Linked DNA regions of Homo sapiens: region 1 is linked to region 2. A link is an interaction called in ENCODE POLR2A ChIA-PET data of the cell type or tissue named here. Cell type or tissue: CD4-positive, alpha-beta T cell. All regions are shown on one strand. Links, peaks and the distances in the headings refer to the core of each region. The heading gives the core; the rest is flanking DNA.

Region 1 (11,864 bases), core at 3,995-7,994, 270 kb before region 2:
TGAGCACATGCCACTGAAAAAGTGGACTTGCTTGAGACAGGGTTGCTATAAACCTTCAATTTGTAAAAAAAATGTAATATCTGTGAAGCATAATAAAGTGAAGCATAATAAAATGAGGTGTGTCTGTATTTTATTATTTGACTTCTCTGATTTTGTTTATTTGGAGATAGGGTCTTGCTCTGTCACCCAGGCTGGAGTGCCATGGCATCATCATAGCTCACTATGGCCTTGATCCTCCTGCCTTAGCCTCCCAAGCAGCTGGTATTACAGGTACGTGCCACCACACTCAGCTAATTCTCTTATATTTTTGTAGAGACAGTGTCTCCCTGTGTTTCCCAGGCTGGTCTTGAACTCCTGGGCTCAAGCAATCCCCCCACCTCAGTCTCTGAAAGTGCTGAGATTACAGACATAAGCCACCACACTTGGCCTTCCTGATGTGTTTTATACAAGGATATTAAAACACTTTGAGCTATCATTTGACATGTAACATTTTGCTTTTTCTGTTTACAAAATCTGAAGTCTTTTTTTTCTCTTCAAGATGTATCAAATGAGCACACTGAAATCTAATAAAGTGATATTTCAGCTAAAAAAGAACAATTTCCACCAATTTAGGTTCTTTAAAAGATTCATGTAAGTTCATGTACACATTGAATATACCTTATCTGAAATGTTTGGGTCCAGAAGTCTTGTGAATTTTGGATTTTTGAATATTTGCACATAATTAATGAGATGCAGGAATGGGACCCAAGTCTAAACATAAAATTTGTTTATGTTTTATATACATCTTATACACATAGTCTGAAGGTAATTTTATACAATACTTTTTTTTTTCTTTTTTAGATGGAGTTTTGCTCTTGTTGCCCAGGCTGAAGTGCCATGGTGCAATCTCGGCTCACTGCAACCTCCGCATCCTAGGTTCAAGCAATTCTCCTGCCGCAGCCTCCTGAGTAGCTGGGATTACAGGCACCCCCCACCATGCTCAGCTACTTTTTGTATTTAGTGGAGATGGGGTTTCACCATGTTGGCCAGGCTGGTCTCAAACTCCCTACCTCAGGTGATCCGCCTGCCTCGGCCTCCCAAAGTGCTGGGATTACAGGCATGAGCCACCACGCCCGGCCACAATACTTTTAATAATTTAGTGCATGAAACAAAGTTTGTGTTAAGTACTTATGTGTGGAATTTTGATTTGTGCCATCATGGTGGCACTCAAAACATTTCAGATTTTGGGTTTTGGACTTTCAGATTCAAGATGCTCAACCGGTAGTTTCCTTTGTATTGATGGCAGACACAAGTTGTGTATCTTCTTGTAAAGGTGTGAAGAAGCTAAATGACATCTTTCCTGAATTACTGGGATAGAGCATTTATTAAGAAACAGGATACAAGAATTTTCTTAAACTACTCTGTTTTAAATGTGATTTTCTTCCTATTAATATTTTAAGGAGAAAAAGAATTAATTTTCCAATACATTGATACCACCTTCACTTTGAAAGTGAAACAAATGACATCTATTAGCTTTGCAGTAGAGGTTAAGTGGTTTTCCTAAGAAAAGAATATGCACTGCAATGAAAGATTTGCCAGTCATCCCAATGGCTATTTTGTTTTGCAGACCACGGTGTGAACACATGAACAGAAGACGAAAATTTCTTCTAGCCTCAGTACTTGCTCTCCAGAATTCAAGTTTTATATATCCATCATGTCAGAAGTGCTTCTCTAGGATAATCCTGGTCTCCAAAAGGTAAAAGTAAAGTCTGTAAGTGTGAGAGAGGAAATACAAATGCACACTGTAGATTTCCTATGGCTCAAGGGCAAGGACCAGATTTACCAAACAAGGACATTAGATTCTCTCAGGGGTTGGTTCTTCTGTAAATCCCAGAACAGATTTCACTGCTAATCCTCTATTACTAGAGAAAAGTTTTAAGTTACTGTCAAGTCCTTTGCTAAATACTTGCCTCATTGAAGAAAAATAACTTCTCAGAGAGTAAGTTCCAATACTGGGTACAAAACTTAGCCCATTTCTGGGATATCCCTGGGAATAATATAGGAGACTTGTGTTTATTCTTTGTTTATTTTTGCATGATCAGTAGAATAGTTGTTAATATAAATAAATAAATTCCTTGAGACCAGGGACTATGTTATAGTAATTTCTATCCTTTAGCAACTAGAAAGGTGTTTGGCGTATAATTCTTTATCATGGTGCTCAGATGCAAGCCAACTATACCTGAGAGCCTAAGGTCTTCCTCTGATCTTTATAGAGTAGAAACGAGAGGTTAGGTTTGAAGTTTCTCCAGAACACTGTCTCTCTGCATCGAAGAGAGGACAAGAATACCTAGTAAGTAACTAGAACTATGTAAGAAAGAGTAGTGTGCCAGCAATATTCTTAACTAGTCTTTTTGTCTAGTTAGCATTGAATGGGGAGGCAGAAAAGGATTGGCAGTTCTAACTCATATCTAGACTCTAAGTAATCCTTGAAGTAGTTATCACACTGTTCCTTTATTAAGCCACTCTCTCAAGCACTCATTTGTTAGCTCTAAGAGAAAGACCCTGTTTGTGTTATTCATCATTAAATCCTTGGCTAGGGCTTAGTTCATAGAAAGTGTTCAACAAATGTTGGTTAAATGAATGAATAAGTGATAGCATGATAGTGTTTAGATTGTCTTAGGTTCACCCCTTTTCAGGTTCTTGCCTGTCATCTGAAACAACTAAAACCCATGGGCTATTTGCCTTTCATCAAAATCTGTACTTAGAAGCAGTGTGGTATACAGTCCTTACTTAATGTTGTTGGATTCTTAGACACCGCAACTTTACGCAAAATGATGTATAATGAAACAAATTTTTTTCTCATCAACGTTATAATGATGTTGTTTGAGAATCTGCTATAAGTAGTTTTGCTTAAAGTCACAGTATCCAAGAACCTATCACTAACATTAAATGAGGACTTACTGTAATGGAACAATTTCAAGCTTCAGAGAACACAACAGAGTTTCATGTAGGCTCTGGCTCTCATTAACTATGTGACCTAGGGCAAGATAGTTAACTTCTGTGAGTCTAATTACTCATTTGTAAGGTGGGATCATGGTACCCACAATATGGGATCATTGTAAAGTTAGAGATAATGCACAGAAATGTTCTAGTAGAATACATAACATATATTAGGATTTCCAAAGTGGTAGCTATTATTATTATAATCTATTATAAGTATACTTTACCTTATTGCAGTATGTTATCATGATTAAAAGCATAATTCTCTGGAGCTGACTGCCTGGATTCAAATTGCAACCCTGCCATTATAGCTGTGTGGCCTTGGGCAAGTCACTTTAATTATCTGAGCCTCAAAATGGGGAAAGTAATATCTGCCTAATAAGGTTCTTGTAAGGATCAAATAGGTTAATATACATAACATGCCTAGAACATTGTCTGATACATTATCAGTAATATATAGATATAAAATATTTTTAAAACTCTTTCTTTCCAGTCATTTATTTTAAAGATAATCTGCAACAAAAATTTAGGTTGAACAATAATGCCATTGTTACTTATTTAGACGGGTAATACCAGTAGATAACATTAGTGAGTGTTTGCTGTACAGTAGGCACTGTGCTAGGAACTTTGTGGGCATTATATCTTTTAATACAATAGCCCTATGAAGTGAATGCTATTGTTAATGCCAACCTTTAAAGGAGACAACTGAAGCTTGGGAAAGTTAAGTAACTTACCGCAAATCATCACACAGCCAGCTAGTTAGGGGCAGAAACATATTCAAGCCTAAACAATCTGAATTCTGTCTACCTTCATAGTCACCATATTACTTCCAAATTAGCAGCGAAGTTTGTATTCAGAATGACATCTTCCCCTCTCTTTCTTAGAACTTAAAGTGACCTCGGAAAGGACTTGTGACTGGACCCTTTTGGAATATAAAACCCATGGCACATAGTCCTTGCCTATGGAAACATAGTCCATGGAAATATAACCTGTTTTCTGCATATACTACATTGACACAAAAATTTTTTAAAACTATTTCCATAATTTCTGGTGCTTACCTTTTTTTCCCATAGGTTATTGGGGTACAGGTGGTATTTGGCTACATGAGTAAGTTCTTCAGTGGTGCTTTGTGAGATTTTGCTGCACCCATCACCCGAGCAGTATACACTGCACCCTATTTGTAGTCTTTTATCTCTCACCCCCTCCCACCCTTCCCCCCAAGTCCCCAAAGTCCATTGTATCATTCTTATGCTTTTGCATCCTCATAGCTTAGCTCCCACATATCACTGAGAACATATGGTGTTTGATTTTCCATTCCTGAGTTACTTCACTTAGAATAACAGTCTCCAGTCTCATCCAGGAGACTGCAATGCCATTAATTCATTCCTTTTTATGGCTGAGTAGTAGTTCATCGTGTATATATACCACAGTTTCTTTATCCACTCATTGATTGATGGACATTTGGGTTGGTTCCACGATTTTGCAATTGTGAACTGGGCTGCTATAAACATGAGTGTGCAAGTATCTTTTGCATATAATGACTTATTTTCCTCTGAGTAGATACCCAGCAGTGGGATTGCTGGATCAAATAGTAGTTCTACTTTTAGTTCTTTAAGGAATCTCCACACTGTTTTCCATAGTGGCTGTACTAGTTCACATTTCTACCAGCAATGTAGAAGTGTTCTCTGATTGCTGCATCCACACCAACATCTACTGGTTTTTGATTTTTTGATTATGGCCATTCTTGCAGGAAGAAGGTAGTATCGCATTGTGATTTTGATTTGTATTTCCCTGGTCATTAGTGATGTTGAGCATTTTTTCATGTGTTTTCTTGGCCATTTGAGAATTGTCTATTTATGTCCTTAGCCTACTGTTTGATGGGATTGCTTGTTTTTTTCTTACTGATTTGTTTGAGTTCGTTGTAGATTCTGGATGTTAGTCCTTTGTCAGATGTATAGATTGTGAAGATTTTCTTCCACTCTGTGGGTTGTCTGTTCACTCTGCTGACTGTTCTTTGGCCATGCAAAAGCTCTTTAGTTTAATTAAGTCCCAGCTATTTGTTTTTATTGCATTTGCTTTTGGGTACGCCAATGTCTAGAAGGGTTTTTCCAATGTTATCTTCTAGAATTTTTATAGTTTCAGGTCTTAGATTTAAGTCCTTAATCCATCTTGAGTTGCTTTTATATAAGATTCATTCTCCTACATGTGGCTAGCCAATGATCCCAGCACCATTTGTTGAAAAGGGTGTCCTTTCCCCACTATTGTTCACTTTGTCAAAGATCAGTTGGCTGTAAGTATTTGAGTTTATTTCTGGGTTCTCTATTCTGTTCCATTGGCCTATGTGCCTATTTTTATACCAGTACCATGGTGTTTTGGTGACGATGGCCTTATAGTACAGTTTGAAATCAGGTAATGCGATGCCTCCAGGTTTGTTCTTTTTGCTTAGTCTTGCTTTGGCTGTGCAGGCCATGTTTTGGTTCCATATGCATTTTAAAATTGTTTTTTCTAATTCTGTGAAGAATGATGGTGGTAGGGATTGCACTGAATTTGTAGATTGCTTTTGGCAGCATGGTCATTTTCACAATATTGATTCTACCTATCCACGAGCATGGGATGTGTTTCCATTCATTGTGTTGTCTATGATTTCTTTCAGCAATGTTTTGTAGTTTTTCTTGTAGAGGTCTTTTGCCTCCTTGGTTAGGTATCTTCCTAAATTTGTTTTTTTTGTGTGGTTTTTTTTTGTGTGTGTGTTTTTGTAGCTGTTGTAAAAGGAGTTAAATTCTTGATTTGACTCTCCACTTGGTTGCTGTTAGTGTATAGAAGAGCTACTGATTTGTGTACATTAATCTTGTATCCAGAAACTTGGCTGAATTCTTTTATCAGTTCTAGCAGCTTTCTGGAGGAGTCTTTAGGGTTTTCGAGGTAAACAATCATATTGTCAGCAAACAGTGACAGTTTGACTTCCTCTTTACTGATTTAGATGCCCTTTCTTTCTTTCTCTTGTCTGATTGCATTGTCTAGGACTTCCAGTAGTATGTTGAAGAAGAATGGTGAGAGTGGGCATCCTTGTCTTGTTCCAATTCTCAGAGGGAATGCTTTCAACTTTTCTCCATTCATTGTTATGTTGGCTGTGGGTTTGTCATAGATGGCTTTTATTACATTGAGGTATGTCCCTTGTATGCCACTTTCGCTGAGAGTTTTAATCATAAATGGATGCTGGATTTTGTTGAATGTTTTTTCTGCATCCATTGAGATGATCATGTGATTTTTGGTTTTAAAATTCTGTTTATGTGGTATATCACACTTATTGACTTATGTATGTTAAACTGTCCCTACATCCCTGGTATGAAACCCACTTAATCATGGTGGATTATCTTTTTGATATGTTGTTGGATTCAGTTAGCTAGTATTTTGTTAAGGATTTTAGCATCTATGTTCATCAAGGATATCGGGCAGTAGTTTTCTTTTTTGCTTATGTCCTTTCCTGATTTGGGTATTAGGGTGATGTCGCCTTCATAGAATGAATTAGGGAGGGTTCCCTCTTTATCTCATAGAATAGCGTCAGAAGGATTGGTACCAATTCTTCTTTGAATGTCTGGTAGAATTCTGCTGTGAATCCATCTGGTCCCAGACTTTTTTTCGTTGGTTTTTTTTGAGACGGAGTCTCACTCTGTCGCCCAGGCTGGAGTGCAGTGGCGTGATCTCAGCGCACTGCAAGCTCTACCTCTCTTCACGCCATTCTGCCTCAGCCTCCTGAGTAGCTGGGACTACTGGTGCCCACCACCATGCCCAGCTAATCTTTTGTATTTTTAGTAGACAGGGTTTCACGGTGTTAGCCAGGATGGTCTCGATCTCCTAACCTCATGATCCGCCCACCTCAGCCTCCCAAAGCGCTGGGATTACAGGCGTGAGGCACCACGCCCGGCCTTTTGTTGGTAATTTTTTAATTCCCATTTCAATCTTGCTGCTTATTATTGGTCTGTTCAGGGTATCTAATTCTTCCTGATTTAAGCTAGGAGGGTTGTATTTTTCCAGGAATTTATCCATCTCTTCTAGGTTTTCTAGCTTGTGTAAAGGTGTTTGTAGTAGTCTTGAATGATCTTTTGTGTCTCAGTGGTGTCAGTTGTAATATGTCCCGTTTTGTTTCTTAATGAGGTTATTTGGATTTTCTCTCTTCTTGGTTAATCTTGCTAACGGTCTATCAATTTTATTTATCTTTTCAAAGAGCCAGCTTTTGGTTTCATGTATCTTTTGTATTTGTTTTTGTTTCAATTACATTTAGTTCTGCTTTGATCTTGGTTATTTCCTTTCTTCTGCTGGGTTTCGGTTTGGTTTGTTCTTGTTTCTCTAGTTCCTTGAGGTGTGACCTTAGAATGTCAGTTTGTGTTCTTTCAGTCTTTTTGATGTAGGCATTTAGGACTATGACCTTTCCTTTTAGCACTGCCTTTGCTGCAGCCCAGAGGTTTTGATAGGTTGTGTCATTATTGCCATTCAGTTTGAAGAATTTTTAAATTTCCATCTTGATTTCATTTTTGATCCAAGGATCATTCAGGAGCAGCTTATTTAATTTCCATGTATTGGCATGGTTTTGAAGGTTCCTTTTGGAGTTGATTTCCAGTTTATTCCACTATGGCCTGAGAGAGTGCTTGATATGATTTCAATTTTCTTAAATTTATTAAGGCTTGTTTTCTGGCTTATCACATGGTCTATCTTGGAGAAAGTTCCATGTGCTGTTGAATAGAATGTGTAATCTGCGGTTGTTGGATGAAATGCTCTGTATATTATCTGTTAAGTTCATTTGTTCCAAGGCATAGTTTAAATCCATTTTTTCTTTGTTGACTTTCTGTCTTGATGACCTGTCTAGTGCTGTCAGTGTAGTATTGAAGTCCTCCACTATTATTGTGTTGCTGTCTATCTCATTTCTTAGGTCTATTAGTAATTGTTTTATAAATTTGGGAGCTCCAGTGTTAGGTGCATAAATGTTTAGGATTGTGATATTTCTCGTTGGACAAGGCCTTTTATCATTATATAATGTCCTTTGTCTCTTTTAACTGCTTTTGCTTTAAAGTTTGTTTTTGTCTAATATAAAAATAGCTACCCCTGCTTGGTGTCCATTTGCACAAACTGCCTTTTTCCACTCCTTTACTTGATGTTTATGTGAGTCCTTATGTGTTAGGTGAGTCTCCTGAAGGCAGCAGATGGTTGGTGAGTTCTTATCCATTCTGCTATTCTGTATCTTTTAAGTGGAACATTTATGCCATTTACATTCGATGTTAGTATTGAGATTTGAGGTACCATTGCATTCATTGTGGTATTTGTTGCCTGTGTACCTTGTTTTTTTTGTTTTTGCTTTTTAAATTGTTTTTGTTTTATAGGTCCTTCATGATTTATGCTTTTAAGAGATTCTGTTTTTGATGTGTTTCCAGGATTTGTTTCAAGATTTAGAGCTCCTTTTCACAGTTTTTTTCTTTCTTTCTTTTTTTTTTTTTTTTTTTTTTTTGAGACGGAGTTTCGCTTTTTCGCCCAGGCTGGAGTGAAGTGGTGCAATCTCGTCTCACTGCACCCTCCGCCCCCCCAGGTTCAAGCAATTCTCCTGCCTCAGCCTCCCGAGTAGCTGGGATTACAGGCACCCACCACCACGTCCAGCTAATTTTTGTATTTTTAGTAGAGACAGGGTTTCACCATGTTGGCCAGGCTAGTCTCAAACTCCTGACCTCAGGTGATCCACCCGCCTCAGCCTCCCAAAGGGCTAGGATTACAGGCATGAGCCACTGCGCCCAGCCTAGCAGTTCTTGTAATGGTGGTTTGGTAGTAGCAGATTCTCTCAGCATTTGTTTGTCTGAGAAAGACTGTATCTTTCCTTCATATATGATGTTTAGTTTCACTGGGTACAAAATTCTTGGCTGATAATTGCTTTGCATGAGGAGGCTTAAGATAGGGCCCTAATCCCTTCTAGCTTGTAGGGTTTCTGCAAAGAAATCTGCTGTTAATCGGATAGGTTTTCCTTTATAGATTACCTGGTGCTTCTGTCTCACAACTCTTAAGATTCTTTCCTTTGTCTTAACTTTAGATAACCTGATGACAGTGTGCCTAGGTGATGATCTTTTTGTGATGAATTTCCCAGATGCTCTTTATGCTTCTTGTATTTAGATGCCTAGGTCTCTAGCAAGGCCGGGGAAGGTTTCCTCAATTATTCACCCAAATATGTTTTCCAAACTTTTAGATTTCTCTTATTCCTCAGGAACACCGATTATTCTTAGGTTTGGCTGTTTAACATAATCCCAGACTTTTTGGATGCTTGGTTCATAATTTCTTATTCTTTTTTCTTTGTGTTTGTTGGATTGGGTTAATTTGAAGACCTTGTCTTCAAGCTGTGAATTTCTTTCTTCTATTTGTTCATTTCTATTGCTGGGACTTTCCAGAGCATTTTGCATTTTTGTAAGTGTGTCCAGTGTTTCCTGAAGTTTTGATTGTTTTTCTTTATGCTATTTCCTTGAATGTTTCTCCCTTCACTTCTCGTATTGTTTTTTGGATTTCCTTGCGTCAGGCTTCGCTTTTCTCTGGTGCCTCGCTGAATTCTTTTTCAGGTAAATCAGGGATTTCTTATTGGTTTGAATCCATTGCTGGTGAGCTAGTGTGATTTTTTTTGGAGGTGTTAAAGAGCCTTGTTTTGTCATATTACCAGAGTTGGTTTTCTGGTTCCTTCTTATTTGGGTAGGCTCTGTCAGAGAGGCAAGGTCTAGGGCTGAAGGCTGTTGTTCAGATTCTTTTGTCCCACAGGATGTTCCCTTGATGTGATACTCTCCCCCCTTTTCCTATGGATGTAGCTTCCTATGAGCCGAGCTGCAGTGATTGTTATCTCTCTTCTGGGTCTAGCCATCCAGCCAGTCTGTCTGGCTCCGGGGTGGTATTCAGGGTTTGTCTGCACAGAGTCCTGTGATGTGAATCGTTTATGGGTGTCTCGGCCCTGAATACCACACAGTATTTGGGGTGTCTCCCAGGTCCTGCAGGAGCAGTCCACTTCCTTCAGAGGGTCTGTGGGTCCTCTTGGGATTCCTGGTTTGTTCTTGCAGTTGTTCTGGAGCTAAAATTCATAGTGCGAGCCCCAACATGCTGCTTTGTCCGAGTTGGAGCTGCAATCTAATCCTGCCTCCCATCCGCCATGATGATCTAAATCCTGGTGCTTATCTTTTCTACTGTTGTTTTTGCTTTCCCTTTTTCTTACTTGGAATCAGTTGTAAGCCAACACAGGAAACAGAAATTCCTCATGTTCATTTCCCCATTGCTATAGCACTGCAAGCTTATGACAGAGGAGTTCCATGCTCTTGCCTTTGCAGAAGATCTTAGAGATGCTGAAGAACAGAGAGACGTCCCTAAATATTTTCTTTGAACCTGAAATTTTTAGTGACTATAATCATAATAAGTATTTTGTGCTTTATGGAATTAACTTTCTTACCTCCAAGATCAGATCAGTAGATTGAATGTAGTTTTCAATCTATAGGTATTCTGCAGAGCCTTGGGGCTCCATGGAAGTGCTTATGGAGGGAGATGGGATTAGAGTAGTAATAGTACCTAGTGCTGAGTAGTAGGTAAGACTCTAGGGCCCCCACGTTAGTTTCAACAAGATCTCTATTCTCATCCTTATATTAGTGTTCCAAGTTAAATTTCATTTGAAAGGGGGTTTCATTATGTAAATATACAAACATAGACATACATCTATAAAAAAAAATGTGTACAAAGTTAGTTCGGTCCTTCATATGAAGCAGTAACTACACATACACACACAATAGTGTATGTCTGTACTCTCCCCAGATTATAAGCTGGAGAAGGGATTTATTTATCCAGACAAGCTATCTACATAGAAATTGCCCTTCTGGGTGACTAATGGGACCCATAATTCCTTTTAGCCTAGAAATCCATTTCTAACACTAATAACTTTCTTTTCCTATCTTAAAATAGGACTCATCGCTCAGAGGCTACCTATCCTCTCCCCCATTCCCAACTACCCAAAAAGTTTATATCATTTACTTAAGCAAGTCAAATTTAATTTCACACATATAGATCATAGTTTTCTTACTTTGTGGGGGAAGTGATATGTGGAAGCATTAAGAGATATGTTTTTTAAAATATGTCTCATTACTTTGTGTGTATTTAATCTGGGTCTATAAACTTGGAAAGGGATGTTATATAATCATATAGTCAGGATATTCTTAAGCTGGAATCTGTGGATACATTATAGGTATGTATGACTCCTCCAGTCCCTAAGATATGTAGAATATCGTGTTCATATCTGTTTTTTGTGGGGAGAGAGTGAGTCCATTGCTTTCATCAGATTTTTTAAGGTTTTCAAGACTAAGAAAACATTAAGGATTACTTATCTCACCAGTTCTTCTACATCTGGGCTAAATATAAGTACGCTAGAAAAATAAACAAATGAGGCTGGGCATAGTAGCTCATGCCTGCAATCCCAGCATTTGGGAGGCCAAGATGGGAGGATTGCTTGAGTCCAGGATTTTGAGACCAGCCTGGGCAACATGGTGAAACCTATCCTCTACCAAAAATAAACAAAATTAGGCAGGCATCGTGGCATGTGCCTGTAGTCCCAGCTGCTCAGGAGTCTGAGGTGGGAGGATCGCTTGAGCCTGAGCGGTCAAGGCTTCAGTGAGCCAAGATCATACCGTTGCACTCCAGCCTGGGCAACAAAGCAAGACCTTGTCTCAAAAAAATAAATGAATAAAAATAAAAAAAAAACAAATGAAACTTGGTATTTTTTTAACTGGGATCAAACAAAAAAGATAGCAAATTACAGCTATTATTTCAGATAGATCCTTTCAGAGGCTCCTTGAACTCAAATCTATTTTCATAATTCTAAGGCATTATTTGCC
Region 2 (11,864 bases), core at 5,355-9,354:
TACTCGGGAGGCTGAGGTGGGGAGAATTGCTTGAACCCAGGAGGCGGAGGCTTTAGTGAGCTGAGATCGGGCCACTGCACTGCATCCTGGGTGACAGAGCGCGAGACTCCGTCTCCAAAAAAAACGGGCGGGGGGTGGATTTAGCTAGCTCTTGTAGTGTCCTACTAACTCCCCTCCATGTAGTTATAAGACTGTTTTTTATTATTCAGTATTAATATTGTGACTAGATGTTTATTTTGTTGCTGTAACAAAGTACCAGTGTTCTGTTATTTGCTTTATTCTATTTTTTTTTTTTTTTTTTTGAGATGGAGTCTCACTCTGTGGCCCAGGCTGGAGTGCAGTGGCGTGATCTTGGCTCACTGCATCCTCCGCCTCCCGATTCAAGTGATTCTCCTGCCTCAGCCTCCTAAGTAGCTGGGATTACAGGCATGTGCCACCACACCCAGCTAATTTTTGTATTTTTAGTAGGGACAGGGTTTCACCACGTTGGTCAGGTTGGTCTTGAGCTCCTGACCTCGTGATCTGCCCACCTTGGCCTCCCAAAGTGCTGGGATTACAGGCGTGAGCCGCTGTGCCCGGCTATTTTTTTTTTTTTTCTTGGAGTTAATAACTGCTCTGTTTGTTCACTTACTTGGTCTTCTATATATACCTGTTTCTTCCCAAATAGGGAGCCCAGAATTTAAAAAACTAATTATTTGTTGACCACAGCAAACTAATTATTGTTTCCCAATGGTATTCTAAGTTTTCTCTTTAGTTATCCATACTATTATTATTTCTTCTGTCCTTTTTTCACTGTTACACCAGAGTGGAGAAGTTGAATTATTCAGAATGCCAAAGATCTAGAGAGGTGAAATTTAACTGTTCTGCCATGTCCATCTTGACTTGACTCCAAACTAAAATAAGCTAACTATTGCCTTGTTAGCTAGCACAGGATCATTTCATTTTTAGCTAAAAGGAAATAAATAACTGGGTCAGGGCTATCAATAAGAAGACAGGCTCCATCTTCCAAAAGTCACCAAAGTTAAGGTAAAGAGGGTCAATCACATTGTTAGAGAATAATACTGATCTTTGGGTATTAACTGTTTCAGCCAGCTCTTGGTTTCACCATTGTTACAGTATGGAAAATTGAAATATTTGTAATTGGCTTTTAAAGGCCATTAAGCCATATTATCAACACTAAAGATTATTTCTTTTTCAAAATAGACGTTATGACAGTGTTATAAATCGACTGTACACTGGTATTCAGTGTTACTCTTGTGGAATGAGGTTTACAACATCACAGACAGATGTTTATGCAGATCATTTGGACTGGCATTATCGGCAAAATAGAACTGAAAAGGATGTTAGCCGAAAAGTCACTCATAGACGTTGGTACTACAGTTTAACAGTAAGTAACCCATGTGCCTCCATAGTATCTTTTAGGCTTAAATTATATCATTCTAAAAGTATATTAATTTTAATAATTATTAAAATTTAATTTTAATTAAGTAATTTAATAATTTTAATAACTGCTGGAATCTAACATTGAAATTTCCTGAATAAAATTTGACCCCTAGAATATAAACAGATTTTTTAAAAAATGAATTTTGAAGAGTATTTTTTTTTTTAAATTAAGATTAGAGTATAGCATACAGGCTTGTTCTAGCTCTAAAAGTCCAAGGCTTTGACCCCTGGAATATAAACACATTTTTTAAAAAATGAATTTTGAAGGGAATTTTTTTTTTTTTAATTAAGATTAGAGTGTAGCCTACAGGCTTGTTCTAGCTCTAAAATTCCCAGGCTCTAGGACTGTTTTTTGTAAAAAAAAAAATATACTTGAAGCTTGTCTTTTTTGAATTAGTAGTTGTAACTATAGAGTTAATGGAAAAGATCTTAATTATTAGTTTCATGTTGTCATTAGTTATATGTTTCAAAGTATAATTTTAAATAATATTAGAGCATAATGTAGAAAATAGTATACCCCTACCTTTAAATGGCATTATATTGAAGATACACAGTAAAAATTTAGAAATAAATGGAATAATCTTTTAAAAATCAACTCCTTTTAAGGACTGGATAGAATTTGAGGAGATAGCTGATCTGGAAGAACGGGCAAAGAGCCAGTTTTTTGAAAAGGTGCATGAAGAAGTTGTGCTCAAAACTCAAGAGGCTGCTAAAGAAAAAGAGTTCCAAAGTGTACCTGCTGGACCAGCTGGAGCAGTTGAGGTGAGAGAAGAACGTTTAAGTTTTCTCACAGTGGGAGTGTCCCTCACTTCCTTTATGTAAATACTCATAAACACATCACTATATTTATATCCCTGTTTTAATGATTTTAAGACTTCTTGAAAGCTCTACTCTTCAATTTTACTCTTACAATCTAGCTTTGAGTTTCATAACTACAGTGGCCAAAAGCAGTGAAATGTTTACTCTTTTTACTGGAAAGATTGACAGAATCCCATAAATGTATTTTGAATCATACTGTATATTGGACATTATTCAAACTTTTGGAACACTCATAAATTCTTTACTCCACTTAACAGTGTTTGTATATTTTTACTTAATGGGGTTAAATATGGTCTATTATGTAAATTTCATTTTATATGATTCTATTTTAGAGTTGTGAAATCTGTCAAGAACAATTTGAACAATACTGGGATGAAGAAGAGGAGGAATGGCATTTGAAAAATGCTATTAGAGTAGATGGAAAGGTAATTTTCATTTCTTTATAAGGAAGTGTTAAGATTAGTGTTTTTTTGTTGGGTTAACACATTACTTTGAAAGGAGGCGGTTCATAATAGTTTTTGTTTGATTTTTGGTCTTAATAAAAAGGGTATTGGACTTTAGTAATAGAATGTTTGAATTAGAAGGGATCTTAGCAGTCACCCGGTTCTGTACACTTTACACAGGAGGTTGCACTATTAGTCAGTGACAGACCCAGGACTAGGTCTTCTGAATCTAGTTAGTCGTTTTTCTGTCGACCCACACTATTTTGATTGTGGATTTATATTTCATCATCAAACTATACTGTGCTGAAAACAAAGCAAGTTAGGCTAGATACTTAAATGGGCCAAGAGAAGTCAGTTTTTCAGACTCTTTAAGCATAAGGATGAAAATTTGGTTTTATCCATTTTGGGACCAAATAATTTTTGTCTTCTTTCCAAAGACTATCTTCTGGCTTAAAGTTAAAAAGAAATATCAGAATAGCCCATTAGAAATGAATACGCACATATTTACTTTTTTTCTTTTTGCTTCAGATTTATCATCCATCATGTTATGAAGATTATCAAAATGTAAGTTCTTTTTGGTTACTGTATTTGTTCTCATTTGCATTAATAAATTTTACTTTTCAGTTTTTTTTTTGCATCAGAGCAATATTGTTATTTTAAACTTAATATATTGAACTGTTTTTGTTTTTTGATATAGCATTTAGGTTGTTCAGTAAAAACTGGTGCCAGATTGACAGAATTGACATATATGAATATCATTTTCTGTGATAACGCAAACAATTAAAATTTTGAAATTTATCATTCCTTGCATTTTATTCACTTGAATCATGGTATCTTTTACTAGTCCACTAGGCCCAAAGAAATGTGAGGAAAAGTGAAGATAAGGATCCTGATGGGGATACGTTTCTAGAGCTATGGGTAGCATTTACTGCTATTTTTTTTTCTTACATCTCTATTCAGCCATCTAAATAGGTATATTCTTTTTGTTGTTTTGTTCTGAGACAAAGTTTCGCTCTTGTTGCCCAGGCTGGAGTGCAATGGCGCAATCTCGGCTCACTGCAACCTCCACCTCCTGGGTTCAAGGGATTCTCCTGCCCCTGCTTCCCAAGTAGCTGGGATTACAGGCGTGCACCACCACACCTGGCTAATTTTGTATTTTTAGTAGAGACAGGGTTTCACCACATTGGTCAGGCTGGTCTTGAACTCCTGACCTCAAGTGATCCACCCACCTTGGCCTCCCAAAGTGCTAGGATTATAGGCGTGAGCCACCGTGCTCGGCCAAAATAGGTATACTTTTTAATGATCACATACGGAATCTAAAAATGATACCAGTCGTTGACCTTAAAAGTTCAAATGGTCGGCTGGGCGTGGTGGCTCATGCCTGTAATCCCAGCACTTTTGGGAGGCCGAGGCGAGTGGATCACCTGAGGTCAGGAGTTCGAGAACAGCCTGGCCAACATGGTGAAACCCTGTCTCTACTAAAAATACAAAAATTAGCCAGGCATGGTGGCGGGTGCCTATAGTTCCACCTGATTGTGAGGCTGAGGCAGGAGAATTGTTTGAATCCAGGAGGTGGAGGTTGCAGTGAGCTGAGTTCATGCCACTGCACTGCAACCTGTGCGACAAGAGTGAGCTCTGTCTCAAAAAAAAAAAAAAAAAAAAAAGTTCAAATGGTCATATTTGTAGTCTGTTTTTAAAATCAAGTAATGGAATAAATAGGTTTTTAGAGATAATGGGTTGGAGGCAATTTGGAAGGTTTATTTAGGTTGTCAGAAGACTAGTGTTGAGGGTGATGGTTTGTGGGGATTTAAAAAATCCTCAGACTATTTGAAATTAGGGTAGTAACAAGTCCCAGGATATATGTATGAGTTTAACATCTATGTAGAGATTAAAATGTAGAAGCATGTCTAATCAACTTTTTTTGGCTGTATAATGTCCTATAACTTAGCTGTTAACTGCTTAACTCACTGCTGAGTACATATTGAACGTGCAATATATATTTTATTTCTGGTTGTCTTTATGGCACATTTTGTTGGGAGGCAGGTGTTTCATTTGCATTTGGTTGTATGTGTGTTCTCTTGTTCATACAAGGGTCTTACAAGACTAAATGTTATTTAATGTGAGAATTTTGAACTTTCATCAGTACTCATAGGGCCTTTCATTTTGTAGACATCTTCATTTGATTGTACACCATCTCCCAGCAAGACACCAGTTGAAAACCCCTTGAATATTATGTTGAACATTGTCAAAAACGAATTGCAGGAACCCTGTGACAGTCCCAAAGTTAAGGAAGAACGAATTGATACACCACCAGCTTGTACAGAGGAAAGCATAGCAACACCCTCTGAAATTAAAACAGAAAATGACACAGTCGAGTCAGTTTAAATAAAATGAGAAAGGTATGTTTTTCTTTTTTAAAAAAGCTGCTGTTGGATCTAGAAGGTGAAGAATTTTTTTATGTATATATAGACATATCTATATAAATTGTCTGGCTGAGGCAGGGCCTTCAGCTATCATTTGGTTAATAAATACATTTTAGTATTTGCATTTCCTACTGCCTGCAGAGTTTCAGGTGCTTGTTGTGTGAAAGTTCTGTAGATGTGTGCAAATTTAACGAAATGAAATTGTATGTGTAAAAATGTACGATTTTTCACTGTGCAACTGTAAATTATAAATAAAAAATATTTTTGCTATTCATGGAGTGTAATATTTATGCACACCATCAAATAGTTTCTGTACTTTTTATTGGGTAAAAATGGAATTGAACAGCAACCTCAACATAAGATTTTTTTTCTAGTAGCCTCCCACTGATTAAAGAAGCAAGTTTGAGGTTTCATCCTTCAAAAGGGGGTTCCGAGAGAGCACCGTAGGGCTTTTCTCAAATAGAAAAGCCAGATTTTGAAAAAATTTTAAAGATAAAATAGGACATATTTTGCAGATATATATATATATATACACAAACACATCTCCAGGTATAGAGAACCATCCAGATGTTCACTTTTGAAAATATCTAATGATGCAAAGTTTTATTCTTGAACTTGGACACTGATGCCATCAAACAATTAACAAATATATTTAAGTACTAAAGGTGATTTTTTTTTTAAAGACTTTTTCAAATTGTCAAATGATTTAATGCAGATGAACATATTTCTATTTTAAGTAACGGGAATCTGTAAGAATGTTTGCTTGAGATATGGTTAACTTTTTTCTTTTGTTGGTTTTGACTTAGATGGACACCATGAGATGTTAATATTCATACATGTAATAAATAGAATGATGAAGAAACTTTGTTTGTACTTCTTTATTTCTTGAAAAGCTTTAGAATGTGACTTTCTTGTTGTCTTTCATCTGTTTTTTGAAACATGAACATGGTACTTGCTATGAGCCAGGCACTCTGAGACAGGTTAGTCTTTTCTGCCATTTATTGGAGATAGGCATATAAAACACTGAGTTTTATTGAGCACATAGTATGTGGCAGGCACTAGCACTTTCTACATGTATTTTCTCTGGTATTCACATCTAATAACTACATGGTAGATGGTGTCCCCACTTTACAGATGAAATTAAGCCACTCACTTTAAAATTTTTATAAGAATTTGAACGTGGCTTTGTTTCCTCTAATTCCATACAATTTCTGCAATTTTAAAAGATACCCCCAAATTGATTGTTAGGATAGAAATAAGCACACCAAACTACTGGAAGGTGGCTAAGGAAGATTCTACAAAAGTGGTGACATTTGAGTCTTGGAGGATAACCAGGAGTGGAGTCCATACTGATGGGAAGGGTATCTTTGGAAAATGAACAGCAAATGTAAAGGCTTAAAATACTTTTGTGTTTTCAAAAATTGACTTCTTATGGTTAAAACTCAGTAGTTTTGAATAGATTATGATGAGCCATTAATTTTTTTAGTAGAAATGGAGTCTCACTACGTAGTCCAGGCTGGTTTCGAATTCCTGGGCTCAAGTGATCCTACTGCCTTGGCCTCCCAGAGTGCTGGGATTACAGGCATGAGCCACGTGCCCAGCCTTTATTTTTAAGTAGTGAAGAGCCTTCTTGGTCATGCTAAGGAATTTTTATTAAACTGATGACCAGAGCAGCCACTAGAAATTTTAAACAGGGTGACATCCTATCTGCATTTAAGCTTTTTTATTTTTTTAAGAATCAAGTGAATACAATTTTAGAGATTGCTAAATCCAGAGAGGTCCAGTGGGAAAACTGGTAGCCATTGGATTTGAGTTGTAAACACGTAACAGCTGAACTTACGTATATGAACACTGCCATAGGAACTGAGGTCTGTGAATCCAAAAATGTAGGCAAAACTTCCTGTTGAACATTTTTCTGGGGAAACCACCATAGCTTTTATCAAATGCTTAAAGGTATGGAACATTCTAAAAGGAAGGTGATATTCAAACCTAAAAGTGTATCAACGGTATCCACATGGAGAAGAGGGTCAAGGATGGGGGAACAAAGACTGGTAGGTGGGAAGGTCAAAAAGAAAATGGGAAAACCAGCAATGGGAAAATTTTTTTTTTTCTTTTTTTGAGACAGTCTTGCTATGTTGCTCAGGCTGGATCAGTGCAGTAGCACAATCTCGGCTCAGTGCAGTGGCACAATCTCGGCTCACTGCAACCTCTGCCTCCTGGGTTCAAGTGATTCTCCTGTCTCAGCCTCCCAAGTAGCTGGGATTACAGGTGCCCGCCACCACGCCTGGCTAATTTTTATATTTTGAGTAGAGGCGGGGTTTCACCACGTTGGCCAGGCTGGTCTCGAACTCCTGACCTTAAGTGATCTGCCCGTCTTGGCCTCCCAGAGTGCTGGGATTACAGGTGTGCGCAGGAAGAAAATTTCAATGGACGAGGTAGTCAACAAAATGAAGTCAAGAAAATATGTAAGACTCAGAAATACTCTAACTGTTGACCTAAGAACAGCTGAGTATGGGTGCCAACACCTGGTGCAATGGGTAGTGTGGATGAGAGGTAACAAAATATTAAAAGCTATTTTTTTAAATGAAGTTTAACTCCAGAGATTGAATTGTAGTTAGACAAATAGGAGAGGCATTAGCATGTTAAGAGGAGCTCAGTGGAGAAATGGGTTGAAGATGGAGATGACCGGTATACCAGTCTCAAGGTTGTAACAAGATAGTATCAACAATAGCACAGGAGGGGCGGGGCACAGTGGCTCATGCCTGTAATTCCAGCACTTTGGGAGGATGAAGTGGGTAGATTGCTTGAGTGTAGGAGTTCAAGACCAGCCTGGGCAACATGGTGAAACTCCGTCGCTACCAAATATATGAAAAACCAGAGGGACACTGTCTGCCAAAAAAAATAAAAGCACAGGAAGGATTTAGCTTTGGAATGGAGGTGGGCCAGTGTTCTCCAAGATGGCCACTAGTATTTACAGTTGGGTTTGAGTTCAATTCTTATTTTCTCTTTGAGGTAGAAGGCCAGATGTAAGGCAGTGATCCAGATCTGCCCCATATTTGGCTGTGCATTAGAATTATAGTGAATTTAAAACAAATTTTAATACTAAATTTAGAGATGGGGCCTTACCAGGTTGTCCAGGCTGGCCTCGAACTCCTGGGATCAAGCCAGTCTCCCACCTCAGCCTCCCAAGTAACTAGATTACAGGTGCACACCACTACACCTGGCTTAGAATTAGTGAATATTAAGAGATTCCTAATCTCTGGAGAGTCTCATTTAGTTGATTCGCATTCAGGGGCACTTCTAGTATTCAAGCTCCATAGTTTTTTCTAATGAACAGCCAGATCTGGTAAATAATTCAGAAATCAACATCAACAGCATCCCCAAAGATAGAAAAAGAGTCAATACATAACACTGTTAGCTAGAAGTAGTAATCTAACACTGTAAAGTGCAGTAAGGAAAATTAAATGAAGCCTCAGAGATGATGGAACATTTTCTTTTAAATTGAATTGAAGTTTGAGAGAACAAGTAAAAGGAAAAGTATGTGTTTCCTAAAATCTAAAGATTTCATTAAGTTTATATCCTCCTGGTTTTAGTGTAATTTTCCCACTGAAAATGTCCAACTTTGATGCTTTGGAAAATAGAAAGCAATCTCATTGCAATTCAGCTAAAAATAAAAAGCTTTGGGAAGAAAAATAAGGAATTACATATAAAAAATTAAAACATTCTCATATAACAGCTTAGTATATACATATTTTTTATATGACTGACCTTACAATTTAGTACCAAGTAAGCAACCTAATGGAGGTTTACACAAAATATTCAGGAAAATCTGAGGAGGCATCTAACCATGCTGCAGGTGGAAAAATGTAGCTGCCTAAATGGAGGTAGAAATGGAAAATAAAGACTATTATCAAGAAAGACCTGCACTCTTGTAGAATTGGGAAGTTTTTTCCTAATCCTAAATGGGGTCAGCTCCCAGAGATAATGGGCATTGTGTTGAGCAGGTGGGGAAGAGTAGCTAAATAAGAGCCAAAAGGTACCCAAGGAGTACCCCTGTGAAGATTTGGGAGTGAGCACCAAAAGAAGAACAAGAATGACTGGGAAATAACAGAAAATGGCACATAGGCAGAAAGGAGTACAGACTGTCACCAATATCCACTTCGTTTTTTGTTTTTGCCTGGGGTTGGCCCTGCTCCCTTCTCTGAAACAAGATATAAAAAGCTGATTTATGATATCCTGCTTTATCACCCCACTTTAGAAAAACTGAGGTAGAAGTGGAGGACTAGTCATATTTACTAACTGGAATCATACCTTCCTTCCTACTCACAAAAGGTTCCAGTTCTCTAGAATACTGAGATGACCACTCCAGGATGTATTCTGAACCCTGTTTCACTTAAGAAACTTCTTCCAGGCTGGGCGCGGTGGCTCACGCTTGTAATCCCAGCACTTTGGGAAGACGAGGCGGGCGGATCACAAGGTCAGGAGATCGAGACCACGGTGAAACCCCGTCTCTACTAAAAATAAAAAAATTAGCTGGACGTGGTGGTGGGCGCCCGTAGTCCCAGCTACTCGGAGAGGCTGAGGCAGGAGAATGGAGTGAACCCAGGAGGCAGCTTGCAGTAAGCCAAGATTGCGCCACTGCACTCCAGCCTGGGTGACACAGCGAGACTCTGTCTCAAAAAAAAAAGAAAAAAAAATTTCTTCCATAGTCAGGCACTTACCTTGAAATCCCATGCAGTCTGGATATTGCATCTTAGCTTTTTTATTAAAATTACTCTTATTATCAATGACTTCTTGCTAAAACCAGTGTGCTTTTCTTAGCTTCTTAATCTCTTCTGGACCACACTCACTTTATTGTTTTTGAGACAGAGTCTCGCTGTGTTGCCCAGGCTGGAGTGCAGTGGCGTGATCTCAGCCACTCAGATTTTGGATAAGGATTTCAGATTTTGGATAAGGACTGAAAATCTCAGATTTTGGATAAGGGGTGCTCAACGTGTATAATGTTATACAAAATAATTTCTTTCTGATTTTCACAGTCTCCTTTGTAAGATGTCCCTTTGCCCTTTTTTTTTTTTTTTCCCTGAGACGGACTCTCACTCTGTCGCCAAGCTGGAGTGCAGTGGCGCGATCTCGGCTTACTGCAACCTCCACCTCCTGGGGGTTCAAGCAATTCTCCTGCCCCAGCCTCCCACGTAGCTGGGACTACAGGCGCCTGCCACCACGCCCAGCTAATTTTTGTATTTTTAGTAGAGATGGGGTTTCACCATGCTGGCTGGGATGGTCTCGATCTCTTGACCTCATGATCCGCCTGCCTTGGTCTCCCAAAGTGCTGGGATTACAGGCGTGAGCCACCATGCCCGGCCTGTTTCTTTTTTTTTTTCTGAGACAGTGTCTAGCTCTGTTGACCAGGCTGGAGTGCAGTGGTGCAATCATGGCTCACTGCAACCTCAACCTCCTGGGCTCAAGCCATCCTCCGTCCATGGGCTCCTTTGTTTCCAATACCATTTTTTTTCCTTTTCTTCCTCAGATTTGTTGAGTTTCTATTTATTGTTCTTTTCAAACACCAGCTAATTACTATCATCAATTTTATTTGCTATTTCATTAACTTCTGCTTTTATTTTTATTATTTTTGAGACGATTTTATTGAGAAGACTTTATAATCTTGCTCTGTCACCCAGGCTGGAGTGCAATGGCATGATCTTGGCTCACTGCAACCTCTGCCTCTCGGGTTCAAGTGATTCTTCTGCCTTAGCTTCCCAAGTAACCAGAATTACAGGTGCACGCCACTACACCTGGCTAATTTTTTTATTTCTAGTAGAAACAGGGTTTCATCATGTTGGCGAGGCTGGTCTCAAACTCCTGACCTCAAGTGATTCACCTGCCTCGGCCTCCCAAAGTGCTGGGCATGAGCCACTGCACCCGGAGTCTGCTTTTATTTTTAATTCCTTCTATTTTTATTTTGGGAGATTTTACTTTTTCTGCTTCTCTGTTACCTGTTTCTGTTTCCTCTTCTAATCCTTCCTGTCATGTGTGTATCCTTTAAGGATTTGTCACGTGCTGTCTCATTTCCTCAGTAAATTTATCTACTACATATTGTATAGTGAAAAAAATAAAACCTTTACCATTATTATGTAAGTGGCTATAAACACTATATTAATTTGGAGTCAGTCATAGTGGGTTCCAATTCCTCAACTCCTACTTGTGTGATCTTGGTCAAATCTGAGCTGTTTCTTCATCTGTAAAAATAAAAATAACAATACAGATTAAGTTGGGTATTATTTGCAAATCATTTATCACAGAAACTGGCCCACATGAATAACTCGATAAATGCCTGGTATACAAAAGGCCTCAGCTGCCCCATGTCTTGTTTTGTTTTTTCTTTGAGGTGGAGTTTTGCTCTTGTCGCCCAGGCTGGAGCGCAATTGCGCGATCTCAACTCACTGCAACCTCCGCCTCCCAGGTTCAAGTGATTCTCCTGCCTCAGCCTCCCGAACAGCTGGGATTACAGGCTCCTGCTACCATGCCTGGCTAATTTTTGTATTTTTAGTAGAGATGGGGTTTCGCCATGTTGGCCAGGCTGGTCTCAAATCCCTGACTTCAGGTGATCCGCTCACCTTGGCCTCCCAAAGTGCTAGAATTACAGGCGTGAGCCACCGCGCATGACTCAGTTGCCCCATCTCTAAAAGTGAGGGGATTAGGATGACTAATCCCAAATTCACTTCCAACAGTGAAAAAC

What was found. ChIA-PET counts read pairs that join two places held together with the same protein. Peaks named below come from ENCODE experiments on the same cell type or tissue, not always from the same donor. Only the 100,000 strongest peaks of a DNase experiment are listed, where the experiment ranks them.
Region 1: POLR2A ChIA-PET joins it to region 2 with 11 read pairs; 21 of 35 experiments call an interaction of 5 or more read pairs at or near these places.

What each region holds. Positions count from the first base shown.
Region 1 is chr11:82,913,117-82,924,980 of GRCh38, forward strand. DDIAS (DNA damage induced apoptosis suppressor) reads left to right here. Exons shown (of 6, transcript NM_145018.4): 2 at 171-270; 3 at 1,607-1,735. The coding sequence starts at 1,623. Among named protein-coding and RNA genes, the nearest start is that of DDIAS, 17 kb to the left of the region's middle. RefSeq lists a silencer at 11,862-11,864. In CD4-positive, alpha-beta T cell, for the core only: no CTCF peak of the experiment used is centred there; no DNase peak of the experiment used is centred there; H3K27ac peaks cover 852 bases.
Region 2 is chr11:83,179,805-83,191,668 of GRCh38, forward strand. It overlaps PCF11 (PCF11 cleavage and polyadenylation factor subunit), which reads left to right. Exons shown (of 16, transcript NM_001346413.3): 12 at 1,204-1,387; 13 at 2,050-2,205; 14 at 2,595-2,687; 15 at 3,234-3,269; 16 at 4,875-5,990. The coding sequence ends at 5,090. ANKRD42-DT (ANKRD42 divergent transcript) reads right to left here. Exons shown (of 3, transcript NR_149009.1): 2 at 11,251-11,364; 3 at 4,687-5,049. It overlaps PCF11-AS1 (PCF11 antisense RNA 1), which reads right to left and starts at 7,680. Exons shown (of 1, transcript NR_133914.1): 1 at 5,717-7,680. In CD4-positive, alpha-beta T cell, for the core only: no CTCF peak of the experiment used is centred there; no DNase peak of the experiment used is centred there.